Linked DNA regions of Homo sapiens: regions 2 and 3 are each linked to region 1. Evidence: chromatin loops called from intact Hi-C (ENCODE). Cell type or tissue: CD14-positive monocyte. All regions are shown on one strand. Links, peaks and the distances in the headings refer to the core of each region. The heading gives the core; the rest is flanking DNA.

The links. Hi-C counts contacts between places; a loop is a spot of excess contacts. Peaks named below come from ENCODE experiments on the same cell type or tissue, not always from the same donor. Only the 100,000 strongest peaks of a DNase experiment are listed, where the experiment ranks them.
Region 2: a loop joins it to region 1, with 2.0 times the contacts of the local background. A loop is called at or near these places in 1 of 110 quality-filtered maps.
Region 3: a loop joins it to region 1, with 4 times the contacts of the local background. A loop is called at or near these places in 1 of 110 quality-filtered maps.

The regions. Positions count from the first base shown.
Region 1 is chr13:80,170,093-80,178,651 of GRCh38, reverse strand. No RefSeq gene overlaps it. Among named protein-coding and RNA genes, the nearest start is that of LINC01080, 160 kb to the right of the region's middle. In CD14-positive monocyte, for the core only: no CTCF peak of the experiment used is centred there; a DNase peak (open chromatin) is centred at 5,221; H3K4me3 peaks cover 370 bases.
Region 2 is chr13:80,221,079-80,229,637 of GRCh38, reverse strand. No RefSeq gene overlaps it. Among named protein-coding and RNA genes, the nearest start is that of SPRY2, 120 kb to the left of the region's middle. In CD14-positive monocyte, for the core only: no CTCF peak of the experiment used is centred there; no DNase peak of the experiment used is centred there.
Region 3 is chr13:80,439,980-80,448,538 of GRCh38, reverse strand. No RefSeq gene overlaps it. Among named protein-coding and RNA genes, the nearest start is that of SPRY2, 100 kb to the right of the region's middle. In CD14-positive monocyte, for the core only: no CTCF peak of the experiment used is centred there; a DNase peak (open chromatin) is centred at 4,098; H3K4me3 peaks cover 619 bases; H3K27ac peaks cover 930 bases; H3K27me3 peaks cover 283 bases.

The DNA of each region.
Region 1 (8,559 bases), core at 3,091-7,090:
TTCCGAAAGATCCCCAGGAACCATTTCAGCCCTCAGTGATCTCTAACTTCTCCAAATTTTATAGCACTTACTATCTGTGGAACTCATACATTCAAGCATATAATTCATCCCGATGTATTTAGCTACATTATGTGAATGCCTTATATACCAAACAAAATGGAAAATTCCTGAAAGGCAGAGATTATATCTTGTATTTTTATTTTGTTTCATAGCCTATAAATAGAAATGTACATAGAGTTGCCTCTCAAATTCTAATTCCAACTTAGAATCTTTGATTTTATATCTACCTGGAAGGGCCATCTAGTCAATTGGGATTGTCTCTCCTGCCATGTAAGGTATTATAGATGATTTCCATTTTACAACTAGGTACATGGAGACTTGAAAAACTATATGACTTGTCTAGAATCTCCCTGGTAGGAGACCAGAAATCAAGTTTTCAGATTTTGGGGGCAAAAAAATGAAGTGAAAACTGATAAAGCTTTAAAAAATACATTCTAAAGAAAAGGATAAAAATGTTTGGCAGAGTTGGCCAGGCATGGTGGCTCACGCCTGTAATCCCAGCACTTTGGGAGGCTGAGGTGGGCAGATCATGAGGTCTGAAGATCGAGACCATCCTGGCTAACATGGTGAAACCCCGTCTCTACTAAAAATACAAAAAATTAGCCGGGCGTGGTGGCGGGCGCCTGTAGTCCCAGTTACTCAGTAGGCTGAGGCAGGAGAATGGCGTGAACCCAGGAGGCGGAGTTTGCAGTGAGCTGAGATCGCGCCACTGCACTCCAGCCTGGGCGACAGAGCCAGACTCCATCTCAAAAAAAAAAAAAAAGGAAAAAAAAAGTTTGGCAGAGTAATTTTTTTTTCCTAATAATTCTGCTCTCACATATTTCAAATAAGGACAAGTTATATCACTTTACTCATAGAAAGTAAGTTCTGTCACTGAAGTCTACAATGTTTCCCAGATTTGTGAATTAACAAGCCCGATGAGCTGCATCTGTTTTCAGATGTAGAGAACATATGAAGAGCGAATCGCAAAATACTTCATAAATGCCTGCAAGTGTCCTTAAAGAAAATGCTGATAAGTAAAGGATGGGCCCAAGCCAGGTGCTTGAGAACAGAAGACAGGGGCTGAGTCATTCACATGAAAGGGAAGCAAGCTTCAGCCTGGGGCTGCCAGATCATAAGGGGGGAAAAGGAGAGACAAAAGAAAATCAGAGTAGTAAGAAAGAAAAAAACAAAATGTGAGATAGACCACAAGGAAAAAAATATATATATATAAAAATTGGTCCAAGGTTACATAGCCATTATATGACAAAGCCAGTATCTAAATCAAGTTCTACTTGTCAATTGACAAGTATTATCAAATACAAGTCAATCAATATTGTATATATTTTATATATAAATATATATTAATATATTTATATTTTAAAAGTTTAGTTATATATTTATATTTATATTATAAATATATTTTATATATTTAAACATATATATTTATAAAATATATGTAGATATACATCTATATATATAAAGCAAAAATAAAAATAAAACAAGAGAAACAAGAGAAAGGAAGAAGCCTAGAGCTCACCACAACAAACAAGAGACAGAAGAGGAAATGGTAACAATTTTTAAAGTTCCCAAAAGAAAACATACCTACTTTTAATCAGATCTTCTCCATTTTCCCTTTCAGCAATGTTCCATTTGGCTGGGCAGCTTCCTAACTGATTGCATATGCCACCTCCTCTGTAACTTTCCTTAAATTATCCCTGGTTTGAATATATTTTGGAAACTTTCAGTAAATGAAAACATTTTTTTCCTCTTTTTGAGTAATTTCTCCTATAACCTTAAAATTTAAGGATTTTAAAAACTGCTTTTAATTGCAAATAAATAGCTTATAACTTATATTGTGTATAAATATTTGATAGTTATTACATTTATTCAATAGAGGTTGTTGACCGCTTATTATGTATGAGACTTGTTTTCAGTGCTGTGTTCCTGCCTGCTCTCAGTCAAGTGGCTAATAAACACCTTTACACAAACTATCAAGTAGCATTCACTGTAAAAAAAAAAAGTAAGTAAACTATTTTACAAATAGTTTCAGACCTACAGAAAAGTTGAAAACAGTACCTGAACAAAGAGTTCCTGTATATCCTTCATTCAGTTTCCCCTGTTGTTAACCTTTTACATTACTATGGTACATTTATTACTACTAAGGAATCAAATATGTGTTCATTACTGTTAACTAAACTCCATACTTGATTGCATTTCATGAGTTTTTTCCTAATGTCTGTTTTTCTGCTTCAGGATACCACATTACATTTAATCATGTCTCCTCAGGCTCCTATTGGCTCTGATAGTTGCTCAGACTTTCTTTGTTTGTAATGACTTTGACTTTTTTTTTTTTTGAGACGGAGTCTTGCTCCTGTCGCCCATGCTGGAGTACAGTGGTGCAATCTCAGCTCACTGCAACTTCCGCCTCCTGGGATCAAGTGATTCTCCTGCTTCAGCAGCCTGAGTAGCTGGGACTACAGGTGCACCCCACCATGCCCAACTAATTTTTGTATTTTTAGTAGAAACAGGGTTTCACCATGTTGGCCAGGCTGGTCTTGAACTCCTGACCTCAAGTGATCAGCCTGCCTCAGCCTCCCAAAGTGCTGGGATTACAGGAGTGAGCCACTGTGCCTGACATTTTTTAGGAGTATTGGGGAGGTGTTTATAGAATGTCCTTCAATGCGTATTTGTCCAGTGTTTCATCAGAGTCGAACTGAGGTTACAGAGTTCTGAAGATAATGTCAGGGAAGTGAAGTGCCCTTCTCACAACAGTATATCACAGGGTGTTATGAGCTAGATGTTTGTGTCCCCTCAAAATTCATATTGAAATCCTAATAGAATAACCAATGTGACAGAATTAGGAGGTGGGGTGGTTGGGAGGGGATTAGCTCATGAGGGTGGAGCCCTCATGAATGGGATTAGTGCCCTTATAAAAGAGGCTCCAGAGAGCTGTTTAGCCCTTTTTCTGCCATTGTGCAGTCTGCAGTCTGGAAGAGAATCCTCAGCAGAACCTGACTGTGCCAGCACCATGATTTCAGACTTTCAGCCTCCAGAATTGTGAGAAGTAAATGTTTGTTTTTTAAGCCACCTAGTCTATGGTGATTTGTTATAGCAGCCCAAACTAAGACAGAGGATATGGCATCAAACTGCTGAATCACTGGTGATGTTAATCTTGATTAGTTGGTGAAGGTAATGTTTGTCAGTGTTCTCCACTGTAAAGTCACTGTTTTTCCCTTTCCATATTCTATTTACTAAATGATTCAGTGAGTCCATCCCATACTCAAGAGGGTGGGATGAGGAGTAATGAAGCTCCATCTCTGGGAGGAGGGCATATCTACATATATTATTTGGAATTCTTTTGTAAGGAAGATGTGTCTCTTCCATTTATTGATTTAATCAGCTATTTGTAGAATTGATATGGGTTTATTTATATTTTGGGTTAGACATCCAATATTATGTTATTGTCACTCCAATTGTTACACCTTTGGAGATTAGGGGCTCTTCCAAGTTGGCTCTTGTGTTCTTTAACATGTCCTCATCCTCTTATTTTTTGAGCAGTTCCTTACTTTTGGGTACCACACAATGCCCCAGGCTTACCATGTTTATTTCCTACCATAGTCCTATAACTTTTCCAATGAGCCCTGGTTCATTTTATTGGAGAATCGTATTAGAAATTGAGTGAATTGGCCAGGTGAGGTGGCTCATGCCTGTAATCCCAGCACTTTGGGAGGCTGAGGTGGGTGGATCACCTGAGGTCAGGAGTTCAAGACCAGCCTGGCCAACATGGCAAAACACCTTCTCTACTGAAAATACAAAAAATTAGCCAGGCGTGGTGGTGGATTCCTGTAATCCCAGCAATTTAGGAGGCTGAGGCAGGGAGAATTGCTTGAACCCGGGAGGCAGAGGTTGCAGTGAGCCAAGATCGCACCATTGCACTCCAGCCTGGGCAACAAGAGCAAAACTCCATCTCAAAAAAAAAAAAAAAAAAGAGTGAATTAGTCTTCACTATAACATTGTAAAGTTTCTGGTTTTGCCTTTGAAAGATTTCTTCCCCTAAGGGCCAAACTGTCTTGCACAGAAAGGAATATCTTTTTCTACTGTAAAATGCTCTTAAGACAGCTAAAGGAATTTTTAAAAGAGTAGTCAGAAAACTAACGGGTGTTTGGTTAGACATTCAATGGGAACAGTATTTATTATCTGAACAATTTAGAAAGATTAACGGGAAAATCATTATTAAAATATTCTTATCAACAAAGCAACTCTTGAAAACTCAAACCAAAGCTGTGTCTCCCAAATTAGTAAAACCTCAACCATCACTGAGCTTCTGAATCTCTTTTTTTTTTTTTTTTTTTGAGGCGGAGTTTCACTCTTGTTGCCCAGGCTAGAGTGCAATGGCACAATCTTGGCTCACCACAACCTCTGCCTCCCGGGTCCAAGAGATTCTCCTGCCTCAGCCTCCTGAGTAGCTGGGATTACAAGCATGTGCCACCATGACTGGCTAATTTTGTATTTTTAGCAGAGATGGGGTCTCTCCATGTTGGTCTGGCTGGTCTCAAACTCCTGACCTCAGGTGATCCACCTGCCTTGGCCTCCCACAGTGGTGGGATTACAGGCGTGAACCACCATGCCCAGCCACTTCTGAATCTTTTAATGGAATAAAGAACAATGCAAATGTGGAAAACAGGTATCTATTAGATGCTTTTCATTCATAAGTAATCTTTATTAAATTAATATTTAAAATTTTTGAATAATAATTATTGCTTCCACTTATTGAGAACTACTCACTCTGCTGACTACATACTTATTTTCTCATTTAATAATGCTCAAGAGATAGGATTTGATATGCACTATATTTATATTCCAAGAAGCCAAGACCATGTGCAAAAACCAAAGCAAAAACAACAAAAACTTTACCTTTCGTCTCATCCTAAATAATTAAAAGCAAAAGGTCAATATTAGATTTTAATCTTGCTCTTTTTTTTTTTAGAATTAGTTATATTTAAGAAACAAAAGGCAGGCAAAAGCTTGAAACAAAATACAACTATGGCACAATGCTTAAAAAGGGTCAAGCCCTACTCTTTCATCTTCTGATGAAAAAGCTGGAGTTCACCAATCTGGCAGCTTTCCCACATCACACTGCTGGTTAATGGCAGAATAAGAGTGGAACTCAAGGCTTTCGGTTCCCAGTTCAATGTACTTCCTCTAATCCAGTTCTCTGAGTCAACGTTTTGAGTCAATACCATATTGGAGAATAACTTGAAACCATCAGAACACAAGTGCAGAGCAAGGGAAGATACAGACCCTAAAAATGCTGTATACAGATTCACTCCACCTTCTCCTGGCTGTGAGAAGAAAGGCCTGTAATATCAATTTATACAGCATTGCCACAGTCAATGTGAGATGACTCTCTTCCTTCTCCCTACTTCCTTCCCTCCCTCCCTCCCTTCCTCCCTTCTTCCCTCCCTCCCTCCGTTCCTTCCTTCCTTCCCTCCTTCTTTTTTCCTTCTTTTTTCTTTTGTTGTCTCCTTTCTTCCTTTTATTTCTTCTCTTTTTTTTTCTTTTCTTCCTCTTTTATTTTTCTTCTTTCCCCCTTTTTTGTCCCTGGGAGCCAGGGACAGAGCAATAAAGAGCAGACTAAATTCTCAAAGAAGGCTGGTAACTATTGCTCTTCTCTGCTAGTTCTGCTGTGTGGGGTGTGTGTGTGTGTGTGTGTGTGTGTGTGTATATGTGAGTGACAGAGAGAGAGAGTGAGAGAGAAACAGAGACAGACAGAGATAGAGCAAACTGAGGTGAAGGGCTAGGTTTTTCGGTTTTTAATATTTAATCCATTATGAATTGGTATTGTTTTAAATACAATACAAATGAATTTTGTTACTAGAAAAATGAAATAACATGAAAAATAAGAGACTAGAAATATAATATTTGATACCTTCTTATTAGATTTAAAAGACATAATTTACCCAGTAAGTTTACTATAAAAATTTCTAAATGCTCTGGGTTTCTGTATTTACTTTATTTCTATATAAACAGTGAAAATCAGTTCCCACATTGGCATCAAGATGCAGGCAATGCTTTGTATTGTGTAGTTCTCAGCAGCAGCACAAACCATATTCAGCTTACACATGGTTTGCCTTCAGATTACAGTCATACCCACACCCCACCCCAAACCAATTAAATTAGAATCTTTAGGAATGGGGTCTAAATCTGGTTGTTGTTTGTTAGTTTGTTTTTATCAAATCTCCAGCTGATTCTAATGTGCCATCTTATAAGGACATGCTGTCATGACAGGAGGTCTGGAAAATGCCCCTTGCAGGCTCCTGATGTAAGTAAGCCCTCCAATGATGCCTCCAATGATTGGAGATGAATTTCGTTTTTTTTGAGACTGAGTCTGTCTCTGTCACCCAGGCTGGAGTATGGTGGCGTGATCTCAGCTCATGGCAACCTCCACCTCCCAGGTTCAAGCGATTCTTGTGCCTCAGCCTCCCAAGTAGCTGGGATTACAGGTGTCCGCCATCACGCCTGGCTAAGTTTTGTATTTTCAGTAGAGGCAGGGTTTCATCATGTTGGCCAAGCTGGTGTCAAACTCCTGACCTCAAGTGATCTGCCTGCTTTGGCCTCCCAGAGTGCTGGGATTACAGGTGTGAGCCACTGCGCCTACCTGGAGATGAATTTTCTTTAGTGAAGCAGGACCTGCGTGCTCCTGCTGTTTCTTAGATTCTCACTAAATCCATGGCCCTTTATTCTAGATAAACTTAACACGTGACAGGAAGTAGATATTAGGGTACTATTTGATTGCTGGGGTGAGTAGAGAGGTAGGGTATAAAAATGATGACCTTTTTAAATACTACTCATTATAGTTGTCAGGATCATTTACTTTTAGGAAATAGCAAACACATTTGAATCCCATTTTATTTAAAGTCAAACCAAAATGATGTCTAATTCCCATAATTAAAAATATTCTTTCGTTCACTCAACAAAAGCAGTAGCATAGGCACTAGAGATGCATTGGGCTGTTAGACGGTGCTGCTACCCTTGCAGGCTTAATGATCACTTTTAATTTTAGAGACAGGAGTGTTAATAACTTTGTTTTTAAGAAGTAATTCAATGTGAATTTGACCGATTAATTTTACTCAGACTCAGAGGGATTAGCAGATGCTAATGAGTCAAGACCATACAAGGATTGACTAAGTCCATTGAAAGACCAGGGTTTAACTTGTCCAGTACTAATCGCCCCTAGGCTTTCCTCCTGCAAAGCTACGTGAAAGCAGCCACAGTTGAGTAATTCAGGTCATGAACCTCGAAGTGGCCAAAAAGGTCACCTGCCTACCACAGCATGTAAGCTGTGATCTCAAGATCACTGATTATGCCAGGGGAGGGGCTGGTGCTACTCCAGCCATGAATGCTGCAGTACAAACCATGCCACTGACCTGCCATATTATATATCTGCAGCCATACAGTTTGGACCCCAGAATATTTCCTTCCCTAATGGTAAGTGCTTGGCTGATGGACCAGGGTTGGAGCTAAGATTTCGTCCATCATGTGGCTATGAGATCCCAGCCCCTGATTGTGCCAGAGGAGGGGCTGGTATTTCCCAGTCACTCAGTTTAAAGGTCTGAGGCTCTTCCTCTGGAGACTAGACTTTTGGGAGTCTCTGTGTACTGCCCTAGGATGTGACAGGTCACAAGAGAAGGGCACGCCTGCTTTTGCTCCTATCTTTGAGAATTTTTTGAAAATATAAATCTTATTCTGACAGCCTTGGCAGTGTGCTACCTGACTATTTGCTAGGTTTCTATGACATCTACCAACAGCAGGAAGCATAATGAGAGTATGCCTTGTGGACTAACTTTGCCAGAGAAACTAAGACCTTAGGAGATGTCAATCTAGGGGGCACTAGGAAAGGTTAGGGAGAATCCCCTTGTATAAGGAGTCCAGGAAAACTCTCCACAGCTAAAATTAGGGCTGTGTAATCTATCCACTTTCTGTTCTATGGAATTAGCAGGTATTACCCAATTCCATAGAAGTATGGCTTGGAGAGTTGCTAGCACATTGTGAGTACTGCCTTCCCTGGCTCATTCTTATGGGGAAAAAAATTATTAAGAAATAACCACATGCCAAAAACTGTAGAAGATAAGCACTAGGGATATGAAGATTAAAATAGAGTCTCTGTTATCAAGTAGCTAAGGCTGGTGAAGGAGACCGCTATGGACTAAACGTTTGTGTTTCCCTGAAATTCATATGCTGAAATCCTAACTCCCGATGTGATGTGATTAGGAGATGGGACCTTTGGGAGGTAATTAGTCATGAAGGTGGGGGATTAGATAAAATCCCTTCAGGAAGGGGATTAGATCTCCAGTAAAAGGAACCCCAGAGACCTCTCTTGTTCTCTTTCCCCAGCATGAGTATAAATGAGACGATGGCAGGCTGAGATCTGAAAAAGGGCCCTCACCAGAGCCTGACCATGCTGGCACCTTGGTCTCAGACTTCCAGCTTCCAGAACTGTGAGAAACAAATTTCTGT
Region 2 (8,559 bases), core at 2,455-6,454, 52 kb before region 1:
ATTAGAAATATAAACATATATCAGAAAATAAGCTTATTTAAAATGCAGTGTTAAAATTAGGCTTGATGAAAACAATTTATTATTGCATGAAACAAATAAGCAAACAAACAAGCATGTTCTAGCATCCATATGTTCTTTGTATCTATGAACTCTTAATGGAAAAGTTGGCAGAATTAATTTTTTAGAAATTGTTTGTAATTACTTTTATTATTTATTTATATTGAGTTTATTTCCAAGAGTATTTAAGAGAGTAATTTATTCATAACACTATAACAAAATTATAAGAAGTATCATCATCATAACAATCAAAAGTTCTCTCTCAACTCATTGCAAAGCTCTGTATAATTACAAGACCATTCTTATCCATTGGTTACCAATCCATTGACCTGATTGTTAAAAAGAGCCTCGTACCTCCACTGTGCCTCTCGCCACGTGATCTTTGCAGACACCGTCTCCCTTTCACCTTCTACCATGAGTAGAAACAGCCTGAGGCCCTAACCAGATGCAAATGTCCAATCTTGAACTTTTCCAGACATCAGAATTGTGAGCCAAGTAAACCTTTCTTTCTTTATAAATTACCCAGGCTCAGGTATTCCTTTATAGCTACACAAAACAGACTACAATACATAGCATTTACATTGTATTAGGTATTTGAAGTAATCTAGAGAGGATTTAAAGCGTATGGGAAGATGTGGGTAGATTATATGTAAATGTTGTATCCCTTTATATCAAGAACTTGAGTATCCAGTGACTTTGGTACCCATGAGTGTCCTGGAACAATCCCCTATGGATACTGAGGGAACAATTGCTCTTGAATAATAAAAAAGTAAATTTTTAATGAAATTTTTATTGATCAAATTTAAAATATAGTAATAATTGAGTATAACTTTTGTGTAACATACGTCTACTAATGAGAATACAATTCTTTTGTGGGGATAATATTTTATTTAATTGGGGTTCAAAATTAGTGTTTCCTATGATCAAAATTGATTGCACATGTTTATCTGTTAATGTTGATTTGTAAAATGTGTATGATATTTTATCTATTTCATCTTGGAAAATGTGCTTTTAGACAGACACGTGTTTATTTTTAGCATCTGACTTTAACTGAGCTTATTTATCACTTGGAAATAATTTATATAAGAATTCTATTATGTTTTTTCCTGATATTTGCATTTTAGGATGTGATTACATCTCAGATTATTAACTTCAAGTTGAGTACTAGGCAGAAGCTCCTGAATTATATATTTAAATGGATTTTTTGAAACATAGAAATTTCCTTCATACTTGTACCATGTTTGGAAAATGTTACTTGAACTGTAGTAGGGGGTCAAAAGATACATGCACTATGTATTTTTGTAGGAATGAAGATCTTGCTCTTTATTTTAACCTTTGACAGAATGGGACATGTATAAAGCAGCTTAACATTACTGGTGATTTAAACAATGTTAGTTTTTGTCAAAATGTCTTCACTGAAGTATAAATTTCTCATGTAGTGCTATTTGACCTTGCAATGTTAGGGTGAGTTTATGAAGAAACATTTTCAAGTCTGCAGCAAAGGCTAACTTCCAAAGCCATTCGGTTTTTCATAATAGTGATTGAGAATCCTTCTTGCAGAAAAAAATCAATCTTGGTCCTGGGCTTAAAAAAAAATCACAGTTAAACTTTCTTACTGCTAAACCATCAAATTCCTGGGTGGTAGGGCAAGTCGGAATATTTAGCTTCTATTTTTGACCAAATAAAATCATGGAACTGATCATGGTTAGCTCAAAAGAGCACGTGAAATTTATACTACTAGTTCAAAAGCACATGGTAGATTAATTTATTTTCTGCAAAGCACCTGTTGGTGAATAATATAATAAATAATCACCAGCTGTAAACACTGTATTTTCACAAACTTTCTAAATTTGTTCAACTAAATGTTTTTCTTCCCCATATGTATTTTTAACACTATCAGTTTTAACATATCTTAGCAAATTTCCTTCCAGATTTTATTGAATTAGTGTTCTCTCATGCTCTTTGAAAATATTCTTGTCTGTAGTTACTACATGCAGACTATTCATAGAGGCTAATTCTTCCATCACTTTAAACTCAGCATTGTGTCCTTGAATAAATAACAACCAAGTGGTATCTCTGACATCCATCAGTTCATGAAGAGCCAAGGAAAACTATTCAAAATCATTTGCCTTTTATTTTAATTGACCATTGATGCTGCTCTTAATGTCCTCAACTTTTTGAGCAAGTGTTCTCACCCAGAGGCTAATAGTCTTAAGTAAATTTATTTTCTCTGGACACATTTCTTTGCAATTGTGTCAAACACAATTTAATTACATCACCACTAGTAAACAGGTTTCCTTGCATGGCTAACAAATAAAACCTTTTTGGTTTTCAGTTTGTTTATTTTTGTGAAGAAATTCTGCTATATATTTTGTCTTAACTTTTCTGATTTTCCTCATTGCTGCTCTCCCACAAGCTGGAGATACTGTGACGAGTGCTAGCTCCAGTAATGTTGAAGTATGTTGTATTATTTTAGCACAGCTAAAAGTCTTTGCATAATAAACATGATGCTTTGCCATCTAATTTCACTCAACTGTTCCTTAAACGTGTAACACTCAAAGTCTACTTTTGCTTTGTTTTCTTGTTTTGACATGATTTGCACTGGTCATATTTAACTGGACTTTAAAATAAAATGTCACAGGACAGTAACATATATGACACTTGAAAATCAGTTGAGTTATGACTATGACATTGTTATTAGTACTGTACTTAACAGCAATGTGAAGTGAATGGGGCACCACCTACAGATTCTGTCACAGCTACTCAGCTCTGCCATTGTAATGGGAAGGCAGCCATAGACAATATGGAAATTAATGAGTGTGGTTGTGTTTCGAGAAATTTCATTTATGGACACTAAAATTTGACTTTTGCATAATTTTTATGTGACACAAAATATCATTCTTCTTTTGACTTTTAAAAAATTATTTAAAAATGTAAAACCCATTCTTGTTTCACAGGCCATATAAAGGCAGGTGGCAGGCTGAATTTGATCCTGGGGCCACAATTTGCCAATCCCCAGTTTAGAGTTTTGAAATATGCACGTAGATGCTATGTCATCTGTTGAGCATGATTTGACAAGTTCAAAAATGCCACATTTTCTGTGTGTTAGATGACAAAGTTGGAAGCTCTTGTCTCCAACAAGCATTAATCATCATGCATTTTATTAAAAAATGGATACTCAGGCCGGGTGCGGTGGCTCACGCCTGTAATCCCAGTACTTTGGGAGGCTGAGGCGGGCAGATCACGAGGTCAAGAGATAGAGACCCACTCTGGAAAACATGGTGAAACCCCGTCTCTACTAAAAATACAAAAAAATTAGCTGGGCGTGGTGGTGCAAGCCTGTAGTCCCAGCTACTTGGGAGGCTGAGGCAGGAGAGTCACTTGAACCTGGGAGGTGGAGATTGCAGTGAACCGAGATGGCGCCACTGCACTCCAGCCTGGCGACAGAGCCAGACTCCGTCTCAAAAAAAAAAAAAAAAAAAAAAAAAAGGATACTCTGTGCCATTAACACATGGCGAGTTTAAACATTGCTAAAAGGTGAAACTAAGTGATTGCCAGGGGCACTTCCAATACTGAGATTCTATGATTTCATGTGGATTTATTTTTCTTGAATATCTGGTTGAGATTCTGGGGCCAAAACCAATGATATGTGGGATATAGAAAGTAAATACTTGTCTCAAAAATTTAAAGAGAAAAAAAGGTAGACAATATGTACTTTGGATTACATTACATGTAGTAGGTATTGTATCATAGTGAAGTAACTATTAGGATACATTAGAGGACTGGAGAGGAGTCCTGGAAATGATGATAAAAAGTACTTCACAGAAGAAAAGATGATGCCATTCAGATATTTAAAATCACTTCGTCCTAAATTTGGACACAACCAGTGCAAACAGAAATATAATAAAGTTACATATGTGTCAAATCAGTCAACACGCTGTCACATTAATCTTAGGTGGTTGGGTAGAATTAACCTGAGACATGTCTGTTGAGAATCAACAACACCATACAAAATAATAAAGATGGCGCTTCAGTTTACTGTCTCCTGAACTAGAAGAGTATCTGATGTAGTTATCTGGAGACATAATTTATGAGATTTAAACTGTATATAACACATTGAAGGTGAATGCGTTGTTTGTGATTTGGGGAGACTGTAGATAACTCATTGTTCATTACGAGACTGATGGGAGTATTCCAAACTCTAACAGTCTACCTACAAGGCAGCTATTATTGCTCCATTTCACAGAAACACATCTAAAGCTTAGAGAGGTTAGGTGACTTGATCAAGTTCATGTGGTAAGAGATTGGGCTTGGATCCAAAACTTCTCTTTCCGCTATCTGTTATTTAAAAATTTCCTTTCTTGCCGGGCATGGTGGCTCATGCCTGTAATCCTAGCACTTTGGGAGGCCGAGGCGGGCGGATTGCCTGAGCTCAGGAGTTTGAGACCAGCCTGGGCAACAAGGTGAAACCCCGTCTCTACTAAAATACAAAAAATTAGCCGGGTGTGGCAGCGTGTGCCTGTAGTCCCAGCTATTCAGGAGCTGAGCTGAGATTGCTCACTGCTCTCCAGCCCGGGCCACAGAGTGAGACTCTGTCTCTAAAAACAAAAAAAAAAAAACAAAAAAACAAAAAAAAATTTTTTTGCTTCACCTTTATTTTGGTTTGTGTGTATAAAATTCAGTTATTTCATTGGATAACAGAGTTTCCATTTTATGGACTTCATTGGATAACAAAGTTTCCATTTGATAACAAAGCATTTTTTATTATCAACAAAATAAAAATGTTTGTTTATTATTTATTAACAAAGTTTCCATTTGATAATAAAGTTTCCATTGGATAATAAAGCATGAGGCATTTATCCTTTTATGTCAAGATGACTCATGAAATGATAAATGCCTCATGCTTTATTCCCTCCTCCTCCAACTTCCTCATCCTCCTCCTACCTCCCACATATTCATTAATGCATTGCATTCATGAAGGTAAAAGTAGTTTTAACAATATGAACTCCTGAGTCACTATGCCAATCAAATATAATAGCTATATGTCAAATAGAGTTTTCTTTTCTTAGTGTTGGTAATAGAATAAGCCTGGTTCAATGCACATCATTGGTTTATTCATTTTGATTAAGTTTATTGGTTTCTTTCAAGACTTTTTTTGTGCTTAGATTACTATATTATTGAGATTAATTTCATACTTCAATGTGGTAGAAAGAATAATGGTTTCCCAAAATATAGCCACATCTTAATCTCTAAAAGTTTTGAATACGTTTTTGTAGGAGAGAAAAATTTAAAAATTCTTCTCACTCATCACAAGGTTCATGGCCGACATCCCTAAAATGAAAGACAAATTAACAAGAGAAAAGTACAAGAAATTTACTTAACAAAAGTTTTATGGGGCTGGGTGCCTGTAATCCCAGCACTTTGGGAGGCTGAGGCGGGCGGATCACCTGAGGTCAGGAGTTCGAGACTAGCCTCGCCAACATGGTCAAACCCCATCTCTACTAAAAATACAAAAATTAGCCAGGCATGGTGGTACACCCCTATAATCCCACCTACTCAAGAGGCTGAGGCAGGAGAATCACTTGAACCTGGGAGGCGGAGGTTGCAGTGAGCAGAGATTGTGCCATTGCACTCCGGCCTGGATGACAAAAAAAAAAAAAAAATTATGGGAACGGGAGCCTTCAGAAAAGACCCCCAAACTCAGGGAAAACTGTATATTTGTATGCTTAGGTTTGATGAAGATTGAAAAGTCAGGTACTTTGGGAGGCTGAGGTGGGTGGATCACTTGAGGTCAGGAGTTTAAGAGCAGGCTGGCCAACATGGTGAAACCCCATCTCTACGCAAAATACAAAAATTAGCCGGGGGTGGTGGAGGGCACCTGCAATCCCAGCTACTTGGGAGGCTGAGGCAGGAGAATCATTTGAACCTGGGAGGTGGAAGTTGCAGTGAGCTGAGATTGCACCACTGCACTCCAGCCTAGGTGACAATAGTGAGACTCCATCTCAAAAAAAAAAAAAAAAAAAAGAAAGAGAAGTCTTGTAGAAGTATGACTGGACAAAACGGGGGGTTGACCTAATGGTAATAAACTGAGGGAAATTTAGCAAGGCTTCTTTGCTCAGATTCTCCTTGGCCTCCAGGTATAGGGCAGGACCCCTCTGGAATGAGGATCTTATAACCTACTATCAGGAGAGGTAGGTAAAACAAATTCTTTCTATGGCCTCAGGGAAGAAAGGCAGAGAAGGTCAGAGAATGACCTTTCTGCTTCTGCAGTTTTCTCAATTTCTTTCCGCTTAAAATACTCAGTATGCCAAAGTGCCATATTTTGGGGTAGCATTTCCTGCACTCATCATTACCTTACACAGGAAGATGCCCTTTGTAGATGTGATCAAATTCAAGATCTTGAAATGGGGAGATAATCCTAAATGATCTGGTTGGGCCCAATGTCATCACAAGGGAACTTATAAGAGGGAGGCAGGAAGATGAGAGGCAGATAAGAGGTGTGGCAATCAATGGAAGTGGAAGTCGAAGTGATGAAATTTGCATGTAGAGGGAGGGGCTGCTAGCCAAGGAATGAGGGTGGCCTGTGGAAGCTGGAAAGGTGAAGAAACAAATTCTCTCCTAGAACCTTCAGGGGAGATCAGCACTGCCAACACCTTAATTTGGGCCCAGTGACACCCACTTCAGATTCCTGATCTCCAGAACTATAAAATAATAAATTAATGTTTTCAGCTACAAAGTTTGTAGTAATCTGTTACAGTAGCTAATACATTTACCATTCATATGTATGGTACTTGGTAGGATAAGTACCAAGCTAATACATTTACCGTATCCTCTTACAAGCAAATTTCACTGAGACCGAGCAATATTGCACCAAAACATTGTAGCTAGTATGCTGTTGTCTCAGACAAAATGATGTGTTTTTGGTAATGACTTCGATGAATTTTGGAGTCATATTTCAAATAGAAACTTCAGGAAGTAACAGCATCTAATTCTCCTAATTACCACTACTTTGTAGGAGACAAGTGGTTTGTCATTTTTTCAGATCATGCATGTCTTCTGCATTATATTTCAACCATCATCCTTGAAGCAGTGATATAGCAGACCCAAGTTAAGTGTTTCCCGTGATGAAACTTCTTCCAAGGTTGACATATACCCCTGAACACAACTTTAAAACCACAGAGTGCCAACCTTTATGTAAGAAATAGTCACATCCTGGCCAGGAGGGGTGGCTCACGCCTATAATCTCAGCACTTTGAGAGGCCAAGGCAGGCAGATTACCTGAGCTCAGGAGTTCGAGACCAGCCTGGTCAACATGGTGAAACCCTGTCTCTACTAAAAATACAAAAATTAGCCTGGTGTGGTGGCATGTGCCTGTAAGCCCAGCTATTCAGGAGGCTGAGGCAGGAGAATTGCTTGAACCCAGGAGACGGAGGTTGCAGTGAGCCAAGATCGTGCCACTGCCTTCCAGCCTGGGTGTGACAGAGTGAGACTCTATCTCAAAAAAAAAAAAAAAAAAAAAAAGTCACATCTGTGGGACAATCTTTAGGAAAATTACAAAGCAAATACAGTGGTTTTGATTTCAAAAGTTTTTAATAATGGACTACTATAAAACAAATATGGAATCTCTATATTAGTATAAATATAAAATTTTGAATAATCAGAGTACACTCACATTTTAAATTAAATGGTTTCAAATTGTTTGAAATTATAAGTAGTTTATATTTAATATTTGAACATCTTAGTTTAGACCTCATTGCATATCTGGTAAGGATTTTTCTAAATTCAGTTGTGAAGAAATGAACTAATGTAAAATTTCTATAAAATCATAAAGGACAGAGCCAGTTAGTACATTAATATTATCTAAGATAACATTAATAATTCCTATTGTACATTGAATGGTGGGTAGGTTCTAAGCACACCTAAGTTCGAGGCTCACTACTTTTCTCCAGATTTACAGAAGACACAGTGGAGGCAGAGGAAAGTTAAATAATTCATTCAAGCTCTTATACAGAAAATGTGGTGGAGCAAGAGTTAGTACATGGAACCTTGATATAGAATGGGTTACCAACATTTAATGACTATGTGCCTTAGATACTATTTTTTTTCAATTTTAATAAAGAAATACAAGTTAACACTTGAAAATTATTTTTAAAAAATCAGAGTACAAAATGACATGCAATAAAAATTAATAATTTCCTGACTCATGCTTTTTTCTCATTCCCATATTTACTTCTTAGAATTACACCTTTTTTTTTTTTTTTTTTTTTGGAGACAGGGTCTTACTCTCCTGCTCAGGCTGGAGTGCAGTGGTGTGACCACAGTCCACAGCTGACTGCAGCCTTGACCTCCCTGGGCTCAGTTGATCCTCCCACCTCAGCCTCCTGAATAGCTGGGAGCACAGGCTTGCACCACCACGGTCAGCTAATTTTTCTATTTTTCGTAGAGATGGGGTTTTGCTATGTTTCCCAGGCCTACACTTTCAACTATTGATATGTTTAGTTT
Region 3 (8,559 bases), core at 2,308-6,307, 270 kb before region 1:
CCCTCTCTCTTTAATTTTGCTTATATTAACTTCAGCTTGGGGTTAGGAATTTGTCATTTCCAACCTACAAGAAACCAGATAACCAAATTTCAGATCGTTTTTTGTAACAGTCTGCAGTCAGAAGGCACTGCTTAACAAAGCATATTTTTTCTCCTCTCAACTTCCAGAAGGTATAATTTCAAATGAAGCCTATCTCTTCATCAAGGGACAAGAGTGAACATTAAAAGAAGGCTTCAACATACTTTAGCATTATGACATTTCTTATATGATGCTTATTTCAGAGTTCAAGGGGCCACAGGTTAGTAAACTCCCCTATAACTACGAATGAGGAAGGCCAACTCTCCAGCACAAGACAGAGCAATTCTCTTCACTACCTACTCTCTCCTTGGTTTCACATTTTTACTTACAACACCCTCTTTTCCATTACTGAATTCAGTATCAGTGTAGTTTAGAGAGATTCATATGTTGCAATAAGAAAAGTGAAAGTCTGTTTTTTGTTTGTTTGTTTATCTCATGCATTTGAAAAAAGTCCAAAGACGATATAGGCTTTAGTTAATTTTCAATAGGGGCTCCTTTTCTCTGGCTCTCTTTTAGGTTTGCTCATCTCTGTACATGAAACTTAAGCCCAGCTGACTCCTCTTATAGTAGCAAAAAATAGGCAGGCTTCATGTCCTCAAACCACAGAGAACTTGAATTTTCACAATATTTTCTGGAATTCAGCTGGATCTGTGATTCTCATACATCTACTACTGAACCAGTTACTAGGTCATGCCGATAATTTGAGCTGAATGGCCAAGCCTCAGCAAGTCTTCAGAATTGAATTCACACATCCAAAAGCCACATGGATTCTCAAAATCAGAAATCAGAAGCTGTGGGAAGTTATAACAAAGCAATAAATTTGGGTAAAAATTAAGTAAAGCCACCATAATATTCAAAAAGGAGAAATTGAAGACATAGTAAAGCAGGAATTATTTTTAAAAAGGAAGACCCTGTAATTGAAAAGAAATAAATTAGTAGTAAAGAAAGATTATGTAGCAGAAGGATACACTATATTACAATATATTAATTTACTCATTCATTAACAATCTAGACAATATTTTACATTAATCTTCACCTGCCTATGTCTCCAAAGTCAACCTGCTCTGCTTAGAAATAGACTTCTCTCAGATTTTGTTTTAATGAAAATTTTACTAATATAGTTGTAAGTTCACATACAGTTGTTTAAAAAAAGATAATACAGAGATCTGCATGTAAGCTTTACCCAGTTTCCCCTAATCATAATATTTTTTTTTGGTAACCCTATAGAAGAATATAGCAACCAGAATACTGACATAGATATAATCACCATTTTTTTCAGATTTTGCAACTAGCTAAAAGACAATGAAATTGATAAATTCTAAACACAACTTAGAAAGGGAAAGCACAATGTTAAGTGGAGAAATTTTTGTCTGATAGCATCTATGGCTTTTGAAGAAAAATGGCCATCTTCAGATAGTGAAATATAAGAGGAAAATATTTGGAGAAAGAGGATTGTGGTAAATAAGACTGAGAAATATCAGGATTATTCAAAACAATACTTGCATATGTAGTATCCCACATCCAGACACTAATGACCTTTTATTTGCAGTTTGTACGTCTGTTGTGCTTTTCTAGGAACTAACTTGAGAGCATATGATTATATAAAAGCAATGTGACAGCATTTTGGAGTAAGCTGGCTTTAAATCAAGGTGATCAGAACAGAAATTATTTCCAAATTTCCATTATTTGTTAGTTACTTATAGTTACTTTGCCTTAGTTAAAATATGTTTAACAATCTATAACAATTTTATTAAAATTAACTTTTATTTTAGCATCAAAAGAAGAACAAAGAACAAAAAACTAAAATTCTACTATGAATCAAGTTTGGCAAAACGATTCTTTAGAGAAAAAAAAAAGTGACAACTGCAGGGTGCGGTGTCTCATGCTTATAACCCCAGCGCTTTGGGAGGCTGAGGTGGGAAGTTCACCTGAAGTCAGGAGTTTGAGACCAGCCTGGCCAACATGGCGAAACCTCATCTTTATTAAAAATACAAAAGTTAGCTGGCCGTGGTGGCACGTGCCTATAGTCACAGCTACTTGGGAGGCTGAGGCAGGAGAATCACTTGAACCCAGGAGGCGGAGATTGCAGTGAGTCGAGATCGTGCCACTGCACTCCAGCCTGAGCAACAGAGTGAGACTCCAAAAAAAAAAAAAAAAAAAAAAGTGACAACCAACAAGTACCATTTTTTCATCCACTGTAGTAGTAAATACTGCAGAAAGTTTCATGTTGTTTCCTCAAAGCACCTGTAATGCACTACATATTCTAGGCCTTCGATAGAATATACAGAATATATATATATATATATATATATAAAATAGAATATATAGAATGATTTGGATAGAAATTATAGAAAACTTTCATCTTTGGTTTAACACTATACCAAATAGATATTGTAAATGCAGAATGACTCCATGAATTCAACTGAAATCACTGCTTACAGTGATTCATTCAGGTACTTTGAAGAAGCAATATAAAATTTTTTTCTATAAAATATGAAACTAATTTTTAACAAAGTATTATCTCTACATGGAAGGTAGAACAAAAGAACTTATAACTTATCAAGTTGTACACTCTCCAAATTTCATATTTTTATATTTCTAAATTAATTTTATTCACTCAAATACTTTTATTATTTTTAACTTTTACAGAAAAAGTCTTGCTCTGTCATCCAAGCTAGAGTGCAGTGGCCCAATCATGGCTTACTGCAGCCTAGAACTCCTGGGCTCAAACAATCCTCCCACCTCAGCCTCCTGAGTAGCTGGGACTACAGTCATGCACCATTACACCCAGGTAGTTGTTTAAAAATTTTTTTGTAGAGACAATCTCTGTTGCCCAGGCTGGTCTTGAACTCCCGGCCTCAAGCAATCCTCCTGCCTCAGCCTCTCAAAGTGTTGGGATTATAGGTGTGAGCCTGACAAAAAAGTTTTATTGAGACCTATTAGGTGACTTGCACTGACCTAAATTCTGGGAATCTATTGACAAAAAAAAAAAAAGATACAGTCCCCTTCACCTCATAAGCTTTCATTATGTATAGAGGAAAAAAGCAAAAATTGGGGGGGAAAAAACTTTCTTCCAAACTTTCTTAAACTTAAAGCAATATTTGAGTAAAACTTCATATCTCATGACTAGGATATACTCTTCTATTAATATCATGTAATCATTTTTATCTTAGTCTCACTCAGATACCAACTGGGTTCACAAAGCTCTTTAAGGGACATGTCACTGTTTCAAACCTCATTCTGTAGGATTTCTGGGATTTTCAGGAAGCCTTAGAACACTGTAAGCAGTGATTTCAGTTGAATTTGTGGAGTCATTCTGCACTTACAGTATCTATTTGGTATAGTGTTGAACCAAAGATGAAAGTCTTCTCCTATGATTTCTATCCAAAAATCATTTAGGAATGTAGAAGATTTAACTGAAGATGGGGAAGACACAGAGCAAACTTCACATTTAAGCAAAGCATCTATGCGAGCTAAATGCTGCATCCACTTATTTTAAAAGTCCTTTGGTGACCCTAATAGCTGTGATTTTTTTTTCCCTGTGAACCATTTTATCCAATTTTAAACTCCACCTTACGCCTCCTCTCTGGCCTTTCCTTCCTCATTCCATTCTCTTCTTTGTCCACCCCTTCTGTATAATCCCCATGTTGTTTACTCTTTAGCCTGTTTTCGAAATTTGACCTACTTTTGCATAATTCAAACAAACCTAATTCAATATTATCCTTGCTCCCTAAACTATGGCATCAAACAGCCAATTTCCTCCTCCATTATTACATGAGGAGATACTTATTACAGTTCTGTAATAAATATTAAAATAGTTATTTCAGCATACTTCTGGGTGAAACAAGTAAAACTACATGTTAATATTACTACAGAGAGACAAAGTGACAGAGGCAATGGAAAGAGGAAATTACCCTCTAGACAAGACATTTAAAAATAGACACATGAAAGACATCAGATGATGGTGAAATAAGGTCACATTTGCCCTATCATAACCCCTGTCACTCCACTGTTTTATGGGCATTGTGTCCATTAAGTGAGATGTGAGGATAGGAAGGCATCAGTCATACTGGCTGGCAGCTCCTCAGATGTAGGAGGTGAAGAAATTACAGCACAATCTCAGAGAAAACAGGAAGAGGTGAGAGTAAGACTACTAAGTTAGGGTTCGGTGTGGTTGCAAACAACAGAAAACACAACAAACAATGACTAAAGGATGGGGTGATATCCTTCAAATAAGAATCATCCTGCTGCTCTAGAAGAGCATGCTTCTACGTTACTTTACCATTTTCTAGCACATGAGGCATCCTCAGGTACACAAGAAGACTACTAAACTTCTGTGCATCCCAAAAAAGAAAAAAGTTTGCAAGGTGATGGTAAAATCTTCTTCTTTACCTGGCTTTGCCTTTTTACCTGGCAAGGGAAGGAGGGCAGTGCTCCCTGATAATTTTTTTATCAAAATCTCAGCTCAGAAATTTGTCAGATGGTCAGTCTGACTTACAAGAGGTGTAATCTCTAGTGTTTTTCCCCCTCATTAAAATTTGTAAAGAAGTCAAGGGAGAAGGAGTTTGGAATGGAAATTGAGAGTCGACCTACAATATCAGTTACAACTAGGGTGAAGATGAATAAGAATTCCTCACTGCTTCTAAGATCCTAGAAAAAACAAGCACAGAGAAATGTTAAGAGGCTCATAAGAAAGGCAAATCCACCTCAAAGATTCACATGATTATTCAGGATATCACTGATAATATTAAAATATCAGTAATATCAACTGAAATGAGAGATTTTTCCCACTGAAATTATTTGAAAAGCTCCCAATATTTATATGTTATCTACCCAATTATTGATAAATATGTACGTGTGTGTATTGGTGTTTGTATGTGTGTGTGTATGAAAAGAGAGAAGGAGGAGAAAAAGAAGAAAGGAGGAGGAGGAAGAAAAGAGGAAGAGAAGGGGGAGGAAGAAGTTATCACTCCAAGGTAGAATTTTTTTTTTAACTTAGTGACAAGAGAAACCTGGACTGTATTTTAAATATTTTCAAAAGTATTACGAAATAAGAACATGAAACTGGGCTGTATTCCATATAAAAAGTTAATCTGGGTAACATGAAAGAATTAATGGATAATGATTTTACATAAATAAGCACATTGGCTCTCACCTACAGCAGACTTGATCACACATTTTTTGGTTAAGTAACTTCATTTAAAAAAATAAGACAAAAGCAAGCATAAGCCAACTAAAATTAGTAGATGGAAGGAAGTAGTAAAGATCAGAGCAGAAATAGATGAAATAGAGATGCAAAGGCAATATAAAAGATTGATAAAATGAAAAGTTTTTTGAAAAGAAATAAAATTGATAAACCACTAGCTAGACTAATAAAAAAGGGATGAGAGAGAAAAGAAGACCCAAATAAACAAAATTGGGAAAGAAAAAGAAAATGTTATAACTGATACCACAAAAATACAAAAGATCAGAGACAAAAACAACTATATACTTGAAAAACTGGAAAATCCAAAGGAAATGTGTAAATTTTTGGACACATACAACCTACCAAGATTGATTCAGAAAGAAATAGAAAGCATGAACAGACCAATAATGAGCAATGAGATTGAATCAGCAATAGAAATTTCCTAACAAAGAATAGCCCAGTCCAGTTTACACACTGCCAAATTCTACTAAACTTACAAAGAAGAACTAACACCAATTATCTTCAAACTATTTCAAAAGATTGAAGCAGAAGGAATTCTTTCTAACTCATTCTATGATGACAGCATTACTTCAAAACCAAAACTTGACAAGGATGCAAAAGAAGAAAGTTACAGGTCAATGTCACTGAGGAACATAGATCCAAAAATCCTTACAATACTAGCAAATCCAATCCAATGGTGCATCAAAAAGATAACACACCATGGTCAAGTGGGATTTATCTCAGGGATGTAGAGATGGTTCAGTATACACAAATCAATAAATGTGATACATCATATCAACAGAATGAAGAACAAAAATCATATGATCATCTCAATACACACAGAAGAAACATTTGATAAAATTCAACCACCCTTCATAAAAATTCTCAACAGGCTAGGCATAGAAGGAAAACATGTCCACATAATAAAGGCTATATATGACTAATGTAATGTTATCATAATACTGAACAGGGAAATGTTGAAAGCCTTTCTTCTAAGAGCTGGAACACAACAAAGCTGCCCAATTTTACCAGATCTGTTCAACATAGTACTGAAAGTCCTAGCCAGAACAATAGGCAAGACAAATACATAAAAAGCATACAAATTGGAAAAGAGGAAGTAAAATTGTCCCCCTTTGCAGATGATGTAATCTTCTATCTAGAGAAACCTAGAGACTCCACCTAAAGACTCTAAGATCTGAAAGCTAAATTCAGTAAAGTTGTAGGATACAAAATCAACATACAAAATGCAGTAGCATTTTCTATACACCAATAATGAACTAAGAAAGAAACCAAGAAGGCAATCTCATTTACAGTAGCTACAAATAAAGTAAAATACTAGGAATAAATTTCACTAAAGTGAAAGACCACTAAAAAGAAAACTACAAAACACTGATGAAAGAAATTGAAGAGGACACAAACAAATGGAAAGATATTCTATGCTTATGGATCAGAATACTGTTACAATTATCATATTGCTCAAAGCAATCTACAGATTCAATTTAATCGTTATCAAAATATTAATGTCATTTTTCACAGAAATAGAAAAAACTATCCTAAAATTCATATGGAACCAACAAAGACCCCAAATACCCAAAGCAATCCTAAGCAAAAAGAACAAAACTGGAGGCATCATACTGCCTTACTTCAAAATATATTAGAAAGCTATAGTAATCAAAACACCAGGGTACCAGCACAAAAACAGACACATGGACCAATGCAACAGAATAGAGAATCCAGAAATAAATCCACATATTTACAGACAATTGATTTTGACAAAGGTCTCAAGAACATACATTGGAGAAAGGATATTCTTGTCCAGAAATGATGCTGCGAAAATTGGATATTTGTAGGCAGAGGAAAGAAACTGGACCCCTATCTCTTTCCACATACAAAAATCAGCCCAAAATAGGTTAAAGACTTAAATGTAAGACCTGAAACTATATAACTACCAGAAGGAAGCTTAGGGAAAACACTTTAAGAATTAGTCTAGGCAAAGGTTTCATGTATATGACTTCAAAAGAACAGGCAACAATAAAAAAATAGACAAATGATACTAAATTAAACTAAAACCTTCCTGCACAGCAAAGAAAACAATGAACACAGTGAAGAGACAACCTGTTGAATAGAGACAAATATTTGTAAACTATTTATCTGAGAAGCCACTAGTGTCTAGAATATACAAGGAACTCAACTCAACAGGAAAACCAACAAATAATCCCAGTAGACAATTCTCAAAAGATGACATACAAACAGCCAACAAGTATATGAAAAAATGCTTAAACTAATGATCAGAGAACTTAAAATCAAAACCACAATGTGACATCATCTCAGCCCAGCTAGGATGGCTATTATCAAAAAAACAAAAAATAACAGATGCTGGTGAGGATGTGAAAAAAAGCGGGGAACTCTTAAACACTTTGGTGGGAATGTAAATTACTATCATTATGGAAAATGGTGTGGAGATTTCTCAAAAAACTAAAAATAGAACTACCACATGATCCAGCAATCCCACTAGTGGGTATTTATCCAAAGGGAAAAAAGTCAATATATCAAAAAGATACCTGTACCCCCACATTTGTTGCAGCACTATTCATAATAGCAAAGATATAGAATCTAATGTAATGATGATCACAATTTAGCCTTGGTACTTATACAGTGTGTATTTGGTCTTAAATTCAGTGTACTGAAATTAAGCATTCATGCTGGATCTTTTCAAGCTGTGTTTTGGAAGAGTCAGTGAGATATGTATGAATAAATGGATGCTGCAGTGGTTATGCTTTTTTAGTTAACAAGTTGGATTTTATTTAATAAGAGCAGTTATGTGATTATTATTGTTGTTGTCACTGCAAGTATAGGAAGTAAAGTTGGCATTTATTAATATTTAAATATATGTATATATTGCTTTATGTCATTGCATCAAATACATAATTGATTGTAGGAAGCCCCATTTTCCTATATACCACTAAGAAAAATGCTTCCAATTAAACTATGACAGAATGCTTTATCACTTACAGTGATTATACTTGTTAGAAGAGTTATTTTAGACTTCTTTAGATAGATTTTTATTGTATATTACTTTTGTGTATACGTAAAATGAATATAGTAGCAAAATAAATGAGTAAAGGCATTTCCAAAGTTCTTTGCATTTAAAGCCTGCTCTTCTAAATCAAAGTTTGATTGAGCATCACCAGTGTCTATGACTTTCCACACACAACTCTCCTTTGCAAAATCAATGTCGGTGTCATGCACTTTCCTTAAAAGAATACTCCCCCACGGTCTGGAGAATTTTCTTCCAT